Regions from separate parts of the Homo sapiens genome. Here region 1 is linked to region 2. Evidence: chromatin contacts called from ENCODE Hi-C or POLR2A ChIA-PET data. All regions are on one chromosome and are shown on one strand. Each heading gives the region's core, a stretch centred on a gene start or an enhancer-like site at or near the end of the contact. The rest is flanking DNA. Distances are from core to core; before and after follow the strand shown. Region 1 holds the start of TSPYL2 (TSPY like 2). Region 2 holds the start of RRAGB (Ras related GTP binding B).

Evidence for each region. A loop is a pair of places that touch in the nucleus more often than their neighbours do. ChIA-PET counts read pairs that join two places held with the same protein, here RNA polymerase II (POLR2A). Pooled maps may share reads with other maps.
Region 1: a pooled map shows a loop between it and region 2 (7-fold over the local background). The contact joins the promoter of TSPYL2 here to the promoter of RRAGB in region 2. A Hi-C loop is called at or near these places in 1 of 37 single-sample maps with no recorded cell type and 8 of 50 pooled maps. POLR2A ChIA-PET finds 5 or more read pairs at or near these places in 1 of 52 experiments (activated B cell).

The regions. Positions count from the first base shown.
Region 1 is chrX:53,078,484-53,084,011 of GRCh38, reverse strand. TSPYL2 (TSPY like 2) reads right to left here and starts at 1,645. Exons shown (of 7, transcript NM_022117.4): 1 at 707-1,645. The coding sequence starts at 1,513. GPR173 (G protein-coupled receptor 173) reads right to left here. Exons shown (of 2, transcript NM_018969.6): 2 at 3,397-5,528. RefSeq lists silencers at 1,271-1,320, 1,351-1,400, 1,671-1,780.
Region 2 is chrX:55,714,509-55,719,805 of GRCh38, reverse strand. RRAGB (Ras related GTP binding B) reads right to left here and starts at 2,057. Exons shown (of 10, transcript NM_006064.5): 1 at 1,387-2,057; 2 at 459-492. The coding sequence starts at 1,478. RefSeq lists enhancers at 1,439-1,568, 1,729-1,928.

The DNA of each region.
Region 1 (5,528 bases), core at 396-2,895, 2.6 Mb after region 2:
AGGGCTAAGGGTCTGTATCCACATAATTCTATTAGGATGTTCGACTCATGTTCCTAACATGTTACATGTATGTGTATGTGTCTACTCTCCCCTTTCCTTCATTTAACTCCTTTTTCTCTATACCTAGACACTCCCTCTCTTGATCTTTCAGGGGCTCCAGCCCCCCTCCCTCCAATGCAAGGCACTCCAGCCAGGATTGGGGTCTCCTAGTATCTTAAGCAAAAATCTAGGTTTACAGAGCCTTGTATGGCTCAAGCACCCTTTCTGGGCAGTTTCTCTGCTGTGTGCCATTCCCCTCCCTCTTCAAGGTCTCTGAGTCAGTTCATCTTCTACGTGCCCCTCCCCTCCTCCTTTCACCATCTCTGGTCCAATTTTTTTGCTGTGTGCCCCTTTACTACCCTCCCCCTTTTTATCATCTGTGATCCTTTTTTTAATGCTATGTTCCTCCTCTTCCCCCTTTCCCATCTGTGGTCCAGTTTTTATGTCCGCCCCCCCTCCACCACCCTTCATCATCTCCAGTCCAGCTTCTCTGCTGTTTTGCCCTCCTCCTTCCATCCCTCTTCCACCCAGTCTAGTCCGTCTTCCGATAGGGGGATCATGCCCACCTCTGGCTCTCCTCCACCCGCTTTACCTTTTCTGTCCCTCCCCCACCTTCCCCTTTCCTGTCACGGGCTTCTGACCTACGGAGTATCGATTAGAAGGATACTGCTTTGACCCAGAAGCCTGGGATATGCTGGATGATGAGGTCTCTGCGCTCCAGGAAGGGTCTTCGCATCTGGATGAACTTGCGCTTGAGACGCAGGAAGGCTTTGCCTGCCTTGATGTTCACTGCCTCCAGATCCAGCTGAATATCCTCCAGTGCCTGCAGGATGCTCTCCATCCTCTCGGCATTTCTCTCTCTGCTTTCCCTCTTCACCTTCCTCTGCTTCCTCCTCCGCCGCCGCCGCCGCCTCCTGCTGCTCCTCATACTCTCCCGCTCATCCTCATCCTCATCCTCCACTATGATGATCGCCTCTTCCTTGCTCTTCGGGTCAACTAACCTCTGGGGCGCCCACCCCACTGCGCTACAGGTTTCTAGGGCCCCCTCTCCACCAAAACTGCTCGACTGTACAACCTGAAAATCGATTTCCAGGCTCCCCCCCGAGGCCTCAGGAGTGGGGAGTGCTTCCAGGCTCTCCGTGGGCGGGGGCGCCTCCCCATACCCCGACTCGATGGTAGAATCCCAGCCGGGACACTCAGCACCGAGCGTGAAGTATGCGCGGATCCCCCCCTCCTCGAGAATGACATAGGGAGGCGGCGGGGGCAGCGCGGGGCCCAGTCCCACCCCCCTCATATCGGCCAGCACCTGTGCCGCCTCCGTTTCCTCCTGGAGCCTCGGGCGCTGCTGGGGTGGAGGCAGCGGCAGTCGGAGGAGCGGCGGCGGCGGCGGCGGCGGGGGCGGGTCGCGCTGTGGAGACTCGGAGCTGCTCAGGCGGCGGGTCTTGGCCGGAGGCCCCTCATCTGGGCGGTCCATGGCGACCGCGTTCGTACAGCTCAGGGGACTCGCACTCGCCCCTTCGCTTTTAGCCGCGTCGCTGCCGCTAGTCGCACCGGTAAGCAGAGCTGAGGAGACTCACGCAACCAGCTCTCCTCACCACCTCGCTCTGGCGTTCCCTCCCACAGCGCCCGCTCTACTCCCTCCGCGCCAATCGCCGAAGCCCCGCCCACTCCTGACGCAGGGGTCCGCTCGGCCTGGCCATTGGCTGCCGGCCGCCGCGGCGGCGATCGCGCTCCCGCGACCCCTGCCCGCTCTCACGCAATCCGCTTGCCAACACCACACATCATCAGTTTCCGATTGGCTCCCCTCGGGCCCGCCAATCAACGGGCTGACTCCCTCAGCGACGGGAGGGAAACTGCAGGGCGATTGGCTGCGAGGAAAGCTGGGGAAGAAGCCCCTCTCCCTCACCCTCTCAGCGTTTTATCCAATGGGAAAAGTACCAGTGGTTCTGAAGACCAAAAAACGAGACGAAAAACAAACGCAGGCGCTGAGCAGGATGTGCTCACATGAAATTGGAAGAGCCTCGTTATCGTTCCCCCCGCCCCCCTCCCCTCAGCAACTACGCACTTTTAAAATCTGCCCCTTCCCCCATTTCCTTCAGCTCCTTCCCCCACCCCCGCTTCTGCCCCTTCCCCCATCCCGGGTCCTGCCCCTTCCCCCATCCCAGCTCCTGCCCCTTCTCCCACCCCCGCTTCTGCCCCTTCTCCCATCCCCCACTGCTGCCCCTTTTTCCATCCCCGCTTCTGCCCCTTCCTCCACTCCCCGTTTCTGTCCCTTCCCCCACCCCCCGTTTCTGCCCCTTCCCCCATCCCCCGCTTCGGCCCCTTCCCCCACCCCACCCCCGCTTCTGCCCCTTCACCCCCCGCTTCTGCCCCTTCCTCCCCCGCTTCTGCCCCTTCCCTCACCCCCCCTTCTGCCCCTTCCCGCATTCCCTGCTTCTGACCCCCATCCCCCAACTGTCTCTTCCCTCACCCCCACTTCTGCCCCTTCCCCTATCCCCCAACTTCTGCCCCTTCCTTCACCCCCCAACCCCACTTCTGCCCCTTCCCTCACCCTCCCGCCCTCCGCTTCTGCCCTTCCCCTATCCCCCAACTTCTGCCCCTTCCCTCACACAACCCCTGCCCCCCGCCCCCCCGCTTCTGCCTCTTTTCCTACCTTCCACTTCTGCCCCTTCCCCCACCCCCCACGTTTGCCCCCTGGGTGAACTCTGCTGTAGCTCCTCGGGGGCTCGGGCTGCCCTACCGCCTGCGCCTGCAATTTAGGCACCCAGGGTGTTTGGTTTGGGGGCCAGGTTTTGACGTGGCGTTTTCCATCTCCGCAAAATGGCTCTACAAATAATAATCACACACACAAAAAAGTAACTTCCTCTGCGTCATAAAAATGATTGTGATTCAGCTCATCTGCTAGAATTTTCTAGCACTTTCTGTCTCTTCATTTCTCCCCCTTTCCATCCTTTCCTCTCCCTTTCCCCAGTGTATGCTGTATTTTAAGATTTTTCTTTTTAAACCAGAGATGGATGGTCTTTTGTGAGGCATGGTGGTGGAGGGCTGGCTTTGGTGCTGGGATTCACATCATGGGTGTGCCCCTCATTTTGTAACCTTAACCAAATCACTGCCCCTCTCTGAGCTTCAGTTTTCTCTCCCCTAAATTAGGCATCCCTCAAGAGAGGTGTAGGTAACTGCCCATTGCAGCCTTGTCGCGGAGCAGAGAGGAGACCTAGGGATCCATCATCAGGGGAGTGGATAAGAAAAATGTGATATATGTTTTAGATGGACCACTAGAATGAATTAGATCTATATACGGCAACATGGCTGGATCTCTCAAAGACAGAATGTTGAGTGAAAAAAGAAACAACAAGATTTATAGTACAATACTGTTTATGTAAATTAAAACACACAGCAATACCATACATTTTTCACAGATACACATATATGTAAATAAACACATGAACGGTGGATTGGAAGGACGTACGTTAAATACACGAGAGTGGGTGCCTGTGTAGGGGGCGGGGAGGATGGGATCAGGAATGGGTGATGAAGGGGACAAAACTGAAGAAAAAAAAATAAAAGGGCCTCACATGGACCAATGATGATATAGTGTGCCAAGAACTGAGGAGTATGGTCAACTCAATTCTGTGCACCTGAGAGAATAACCAGATAGTAAATTAACTGTCTAGGGAGCAGGCTGGCTGGGTAGACTCCTGGGCTTGGGTTTTTTTTCCCCATGACATCCCTCCCTCTAAATTTGGTCAAAGCTGACCAAAGTCCCAGCTGCATACAGTGGCCCCTAGGAAGGGCTCCCATCCCAGACTGAGCAGTCCCTCCAGAAGCCATTACTTTGTGGGGGGCATTTCCTAACCTCATCAGTTTCCCTCACATTTGATCCTCAATTCCCAGTCCCCATTCTCCATGGTGGTCCAATTTTAGGAACACCTTGTTTGAGTTTGGGAAGGAGACTGAGACGGGGTTGAGATGGGGCTACAGGCTTTGTGAGGAGATGAGGTTTTCAAGTTCCCTGGCGGCCCCAGCCCTCCCGTGCTCAGGGCCTGGGCCAAGGGAGGCCCATCTTGTGAGATGGGAGTCTACCCTCTTGCTACCGACCTATGTAGTTTCCAAGATCCATCTCTTGACCACTCGACTTCCTACCACGGGCACATACTCTAGTTTGTCTCCTCTCAACTGTGGTGTGTGTGTGTGTGTGTGTATGCATGCACGTGCTGTATCTGTCCCCATATACAGGCATTTTACGTGTGTGCACCGGGCAAGTTTTCTTCAGGAGTGCCTCCCCACACAAAGTCACACAGACACACACTATCACTCAATCATGTCTCTCCACATGTGGTCAGACAGGGCACATGCACGCACGCACGCACACACACACACACAGTCAGAAAGAGAAAACATCCAGTATAGCATTGTTCATTTCAGTTTTTCCATTTACAAAATCCAATGGTGAATCCAGGCAGTTAGAAAAAAGAAATGGAGGAAAACCCTCCTAAATGTACCCTATCTACCCCCCACCCCCTTGGTCTTCCCACCCCACCCCCTCGGAAAGGCACCCCCATCACTATCGCTGAGAGAACAGGCTCCCCTACTCCCAGCCTCTCAGCCACTCTGGCCTGCCTTTCCAGGGCCACTCTGCAGCCAGGCTCATTAATGTCTCTCCTGCCTAGAGTGCCCTCCCCATTCTGTATGGGTCAGGCTTCCCCAGTTCTGGGGCTCTCTTGGGCTAGGGAGGGAGTTTAGGACAGGGACTTCTATAAAGAAGGGAAAGGGGGATGGATAAATACAGATTCCGGCCCCACAGGAAGTGAGAGGGGGACAGAGAGCCTGGGTAAGACCAGGGCAAGGAGTGCCAGCTTGGCTCACCAATCCACAGAACAGGCCTCAAAGTAAGCCCAGAGTGGACTCCACCCCTGGGAGGAGGCTTGGATCTCCCTCCTGGAGAATCTGACTGCAGTGTGCTCCACTTTGGGTGTAGGTAAGGGTGGGGGAAGGATGGGGAAGGAGGGTTGTTGGGAAAGAAGGATGCTTGGGGCTCAGGGCCCAGTCAGCCAAGGGCTACTAAGGAGGGGCTTGAGGCCCCTGAGGCTTGAGGGGGACAAAAAGAGGTCAGATAGGAATGGACTCAAGTCCACAGTGCCTTGGAGTTTGTACCGCTATCGGTTACCAAGGCCCCAAACAAATTTTCATCTTCAGAAGAGTAGGGTGAACCCGAGAGACAATTCTGGGGTTGAAATCAGCTCTGACCCAAGTCTCTGTGGTCCAGCTACTCTGGGGAGTTCAGCTCCCTCCTTACACTTTCCTGGTGGGCTGCTCCTGCCTGTATGGCACCCACATCAGTCCTAGTGGGGCTGGAGTGGATTTCCATCCTCAGGAAGAAGAGTTGGGGGCTGGGGATCCTGAAGGCAGCGTGAGAGAATGTGACCAAGTGTGGGTCTCTTCAGTTCGAGGAGTTCAGCTCACATCTTACTCTTCACCTAACCTGGGCC
Region 2 (5,297 bases), core at 808-3,307:
CTGAAGAACTCAATAAGACCTTATAGTGGTAACACTTGAGTTAGGTTAAAAATAAATGTGCAGACAGAGGCCTGTATGGTGTGTGTATATGGCTTACACAAAGTGCAAATTAATTTGTAAATCTGGAGAACAATAAATTCTGTAGGGCTGTGATAGGGTGCATAAGTGTGGCACAGGGTTTGGTCAGGAACAGATTTTAAAGGGCCATGAAATCATTTGGATTTTATTCCATGGGCTTAAAGAAGTTACTAAAGGTTCTTAAGTATGTAGATGACTCAGTCGGATTTTCATATTAGAAAAATTAAATCTGATAGCATACAAGGAGAAGAGAGTCAGACAGACCACACAGAAGGCTCCTGCAATAGTCCAGAAAAGATGGTGTATATATGTCACAAAGTTCCTGAATATCAACTTCTTACCTTTACCTTCATGGTTTTGACGTATCTAACACGTCTTACCTTTTTCTTCATGGCTGTATTTGGTAGCACCCACCTGCAGATATAAACCAAAAAACAGTTTCCATGATCCAATTCCCTTAGAAATTGAAATTAATGAAGTATAAATAAACATGGAGGTACAAAAGAGCATGTTTAGTACAACGGCTGAGTACAGCTGTGTGTGTGGGACCTCAGATGAATAGAGGTCCCATTTTCCTAAATTATAAAACTGTGTGTATACTCTCTATCTCCTAATTAGAAGTTCAAGAGAGAACTCCTAGGAAGATTTATTTAGGAATACAAATGAGCCATTAAAATTCAAGATTCAATTTTTCATCATCTTAATCAAAGCAACACAGCTGCTTTAATCAAACAATATCTTCTATTTCTAAAAAAACAGAATATATTGATATCCTCTACTTGAGGACTGAGTATTGAATATCTTCTATGTATAAAAAACATTCAGCCTCCTAATTTTAAAATCTGGAAGTATCTTTTTAGTCCTTCAGCTGTCCTTCCAAGCCCTATTTCACTCATCACAGACACAAAGTAGATGTAAGTCTCAAATTCAGGTACAAATTGGCACAGAAAACACCCTCAAGCTCTGACCTGGAAATGCAAATCTTCTTTCTAGTCTTTCCATCCCCAACCTGGTGACAGCAAATCTCCTTTACTGATAATTCAAAGCAACTCATAACTGCTTTAATTAGAACACTCCCCCAGCACCACCACCAGGAATATCAGCCCCTTCCCAAGGGTTGTTTCTGATCAGTTAGCACCAATTCGCTTTCCAGTTTATCCTGTCGTCCAAAGCATAATCCCAATCAACATTACTGGTAAATCAAAGCAATTTATCATGGTGCGGGGTGGGGAGAAGTGTTCTAATTCACAATACTCTCTTCAATTTGAACACCCCCACTTCCAGGTTTCACAAATACCCTTCACCCACCCAAGCGATCCTTCCGGTTCCCCTAGTGGTGGATCCATTCTCGGCCCCAGATTTTCTTTCTCCGTCGTTTTCTCAGAGTCAGATTCTTCCATTGCGCAACAAGTCCTTTCCAGTCCCTTCTAAATCTTCAGTACTCTTCAGGGTTTGTTGTTGTTGTTTGTTTGTTTTCTTTTTCACCCCTCAACTGCCTATTCTCATCGCCTATGGCCCTCAGGCCTGCTCTATTCTTGCCTCCGCCTTTGTCCACTGGGGGGCCGCTTTCCCCACGGTTACCTTTATCTCTCGAACCTGGCCTCAAGGCACGGCCGAGCTGGCTAGCTTTAAGGCCAAGTGATTCCGTGGTACAAAGTAAGAGTTGGAGAATGACAGGAAAAGAGAGGTGGGTTAGGGGTTCGTCCCGAGTTTGGGCCTCAGGCCCCCAAGGTCTGGAAACCCAAAGGTAACTTCACCCGCAAAGAGGTGAGGACCGCGAAGGCGGAGGTGGCAGAAAGAGCTGACCCATGCCGTAGGCACTAAGCGGAGAACGCCTCAGCTGGCTCGTGGCTTCCGAGCCCGGCCGCTCGGAGAGTCAGCCGGCGGGGGCAGTAGTTACGACCTAACCACCCGCCCTTCAGGAACCCAGGTATCTCACCGCAGCCACCCAACTGCAGGCCAGGATCACGTGGGCATCTGCCTTACCCCGGAGTCTGTCACGTGACTGCCGCTACCAAAGGGACGGGTGGGCTGGGAAGAATACCATAGAGACAGCTCCAGGAAAGCCAGAGTGCCGTCTGTCATCATCACGTGGCCTTGGCTCAGGCTCCGCCCCTCGGGCGGGGTAGGGCGCTGGGAGCCTTCAGCCTCTCTAATGTGGGTGGGCCTGGCCCCACCCATCCGCTATGGAGAATTAAAGGAGCCGGTTGCAATTTCAGTGCCTCTGAGCTTCTCTTTTTTACTGCTGGTTACCGGTAATGGTTTTTGACTGGGAAGACCGAGCATTGTCTTTGCCTTCCTGCTTTTTATTGTTAATTCTTGCAATCGAGTTTGTAATTAAATGATTAATACATCCAAAGCGCTTAGAACTGTGTCTTCCACATAGCAAATACTGTATAAATTATCGTTATTGCTGAAACCAGGGATTCATCAGGAATTTTAACACACACATTCATCTTCCCACTTGTTTAAAACAGGAAGTGAAGGAAGTACCATAGTAAGAAGTCAATAAATAAAGTCTAGGGCTGGGAGTGGTGGGTCATGCCTTTAATCCCAGCACTTTGGGAGGCTGGGGAGGGAGGATCACTTGAGGCCAGGAGTTCAAGACCAACCTGGCCAACATAGCGAGACCCCATCTGTAAATAAGTGAAGTCTAGAATTGAGAACAGAAAGACTACTGGTAGGGATATGCACACCAGGAAAAATGCCCAGAGGGGTTCAAAGATGTTCCTTCTGGAGAATGGGGTAGGGGATAGGACGTGATATGTCAGGGGACTATTATTTTTTATCTGAAGCCCTTCTGTGCTATATATATTTCTATAATGTATAAATGATATATAATAATAAGATTAATATGACATTTAATTATATTTAATATAATCAACTAATACTTAAATAATATGTTATAAATATGTTATTTTAAATAAATGTGTAGTTTAATTATATTATTTATAATTAATATATGATATACTACATGTATTATTTACACGTAAGTGTGTACATATATTACTTTGATAAGAAAAAAAGGGAAGGAAGGAAGAGAAACTGCAGGAAACAGAGTACTATTATTGAAACTGCCTTTGCAAAAACTGTAACTGAGGAAATTATGACAGTGAAAGAGATCAGACCTCACCGACTCCATCTTACATCTAACCTTTAAGGTGTCCTTGTTCATTCCTGGGCGTAGGCCGAACTAACCTTGGGAAGGAATTTAGTTTATAGTTTAACTCTGATACAAAATTGATAATAGCCCTTTCTCCCTCCCGCTGCCCCCCACTAAAAAAAAACAAAAAAACAAAAAAACCTTCTTACCTGGGAACCAGTCGGCCTTTGCAGGACTAACAAATTAGCCACAAGATTACAAGATTAGAAATTACAATTCAGGGGCCATGCAGCCTCCAGCTGCAAGAGTCTGAACCTCCCCAAATTGCTCCCAGGAATAACATCACTGTTTTAAAACCTAAGATCACTGTTTGATATGTTTTGCAGACCCTGCATTCAGATGCACCAGCTTATGATACAGGAGCGGGGCAGGAAAGTGCTGGGCAGAGAAAGGCGGGTCCGTGGCTAGGGCTCCACCCTGGGGCCTGTGCCCATGGACCTAGGTGAGGATAGGCACTCCTGCCTTCCCACCCAAATGTTATATTCACCCCTAGAGGTTGCCATGGGGTCGGAGCCCCACAGCCTGCCCCTCTGCATGCTCCCCCTAGAGGTTGTGAAGCAGTGAGCCACTCCCGCTGTGGCATGCCCTGCAAGGGGGATAGGGGAACTTCCCTCGTTTCACTTACAGCACCCAGACCAGTAATCTGGCCCAGCCAGTTCTGCGATCCCACCCAGGAACAGAAGATAGCAAGAAAAACTCACTTAGAGCCCCCTATGATTCCATATCCAACTTGACCAGTCAACACTCCCCACTTCCCAAGCCCCTACCCACCAAATTATTGTTAAAAATTTCAATCCCCCGAAACTGATTTGAGTAATAAAACTGCAGTCTCACCCACAGCTGGCTCTGCATGAATTACTCTTTCTCCATTGCAATTCCCCTGTCTTGATAAATCAGCTCTGTCTAGGCAGCAGGCAAGGTGAACCCGTTGGGCAGTTACACTGTCTGCTCCCACACTTTCCACTTGAGGTCCTGTGTGATTCCTTTTCTCCACAACTGCCTTGCCTCAAGAAAAAAGTTATTCTACTCTGATTAGTGATCCTTCGCTCTATCACTAGCTAATCTTTTGTCTCCTTCCAACCAACTACCCCCAAACAAGCTTCCATTCTGGCTTTCCTTGTCTGATGAAAGATCCTGAGTCCCAAACCAGGAAGTCACCTTAGATTCACTGCCCTCCATACGTGTCAATGAGACCAGGTCATGATCAGTCTATTTTCTACTACCTGCCTGCTCTTATTCTTACTGCCACTCTTTTTGTTCCAGCTATCATAATCTCTGGCCTAGATATCCACAATAGCCTACTAAGTGATTTTCCCACAGTGGCAGCTCCAAAGGGGTTGGGAGTGAGTGAGTTGATCTTCATTAGTCATCTCATCCCCCAAAACATTTGACGTAATTAATATGTGCTTGCTTTCTAAAGGCAGCTTTCAAATATGTCTTCCAACACCTACTGCCCCCGGGCTTCACCAGCCAAATTGGCCCCTTAAACCACTCTTTTATAAAAATGTACTGTCTCGGCCAGGTGCAGTGGCTTACACCTGTAATCCCAGCACTTTGGGAGGCCAAAGTGGGCGAATCACCTGAGGTCAGGAGTTCGATACCAGCCTGGCCAACATAGTGAAACCTCATCTGTACTAAAACTACAAAAATTAGCCAGGTGTGGTGGCACGCGCCTATAATCCCAGCTACTCGGGAGGCTGAGGCAGGAGAATTGCTTGAACTCAGGAGGCGGAGGTTGCAGTGAGCCAAGATCGCACCACTGCACTCCAACCTGGGCGACAAAGCAAGCAAAAAAAAAATACTGTCTCCCTGTTGCTGCTGGTATCCTTTTCCCCCTCCTTCAAACCATCCATCCTCTCTAAAAGCTGCTCAAGTGATCCTTTATTTTAATTAATTAATTAACTAGTTTTTGTTGAGACTGGGTCTCACTTTGTTGCCAGACTCAAACTCCTGGCCTCAAGGGATCTGCCCACCTTGGCCTCCCAAGGTGCTGGGATTACAGGTGCGATCAAATTTCTTTTTATCGTCGTTGTAGTTGTTGTTGTTCTTGTTGTTT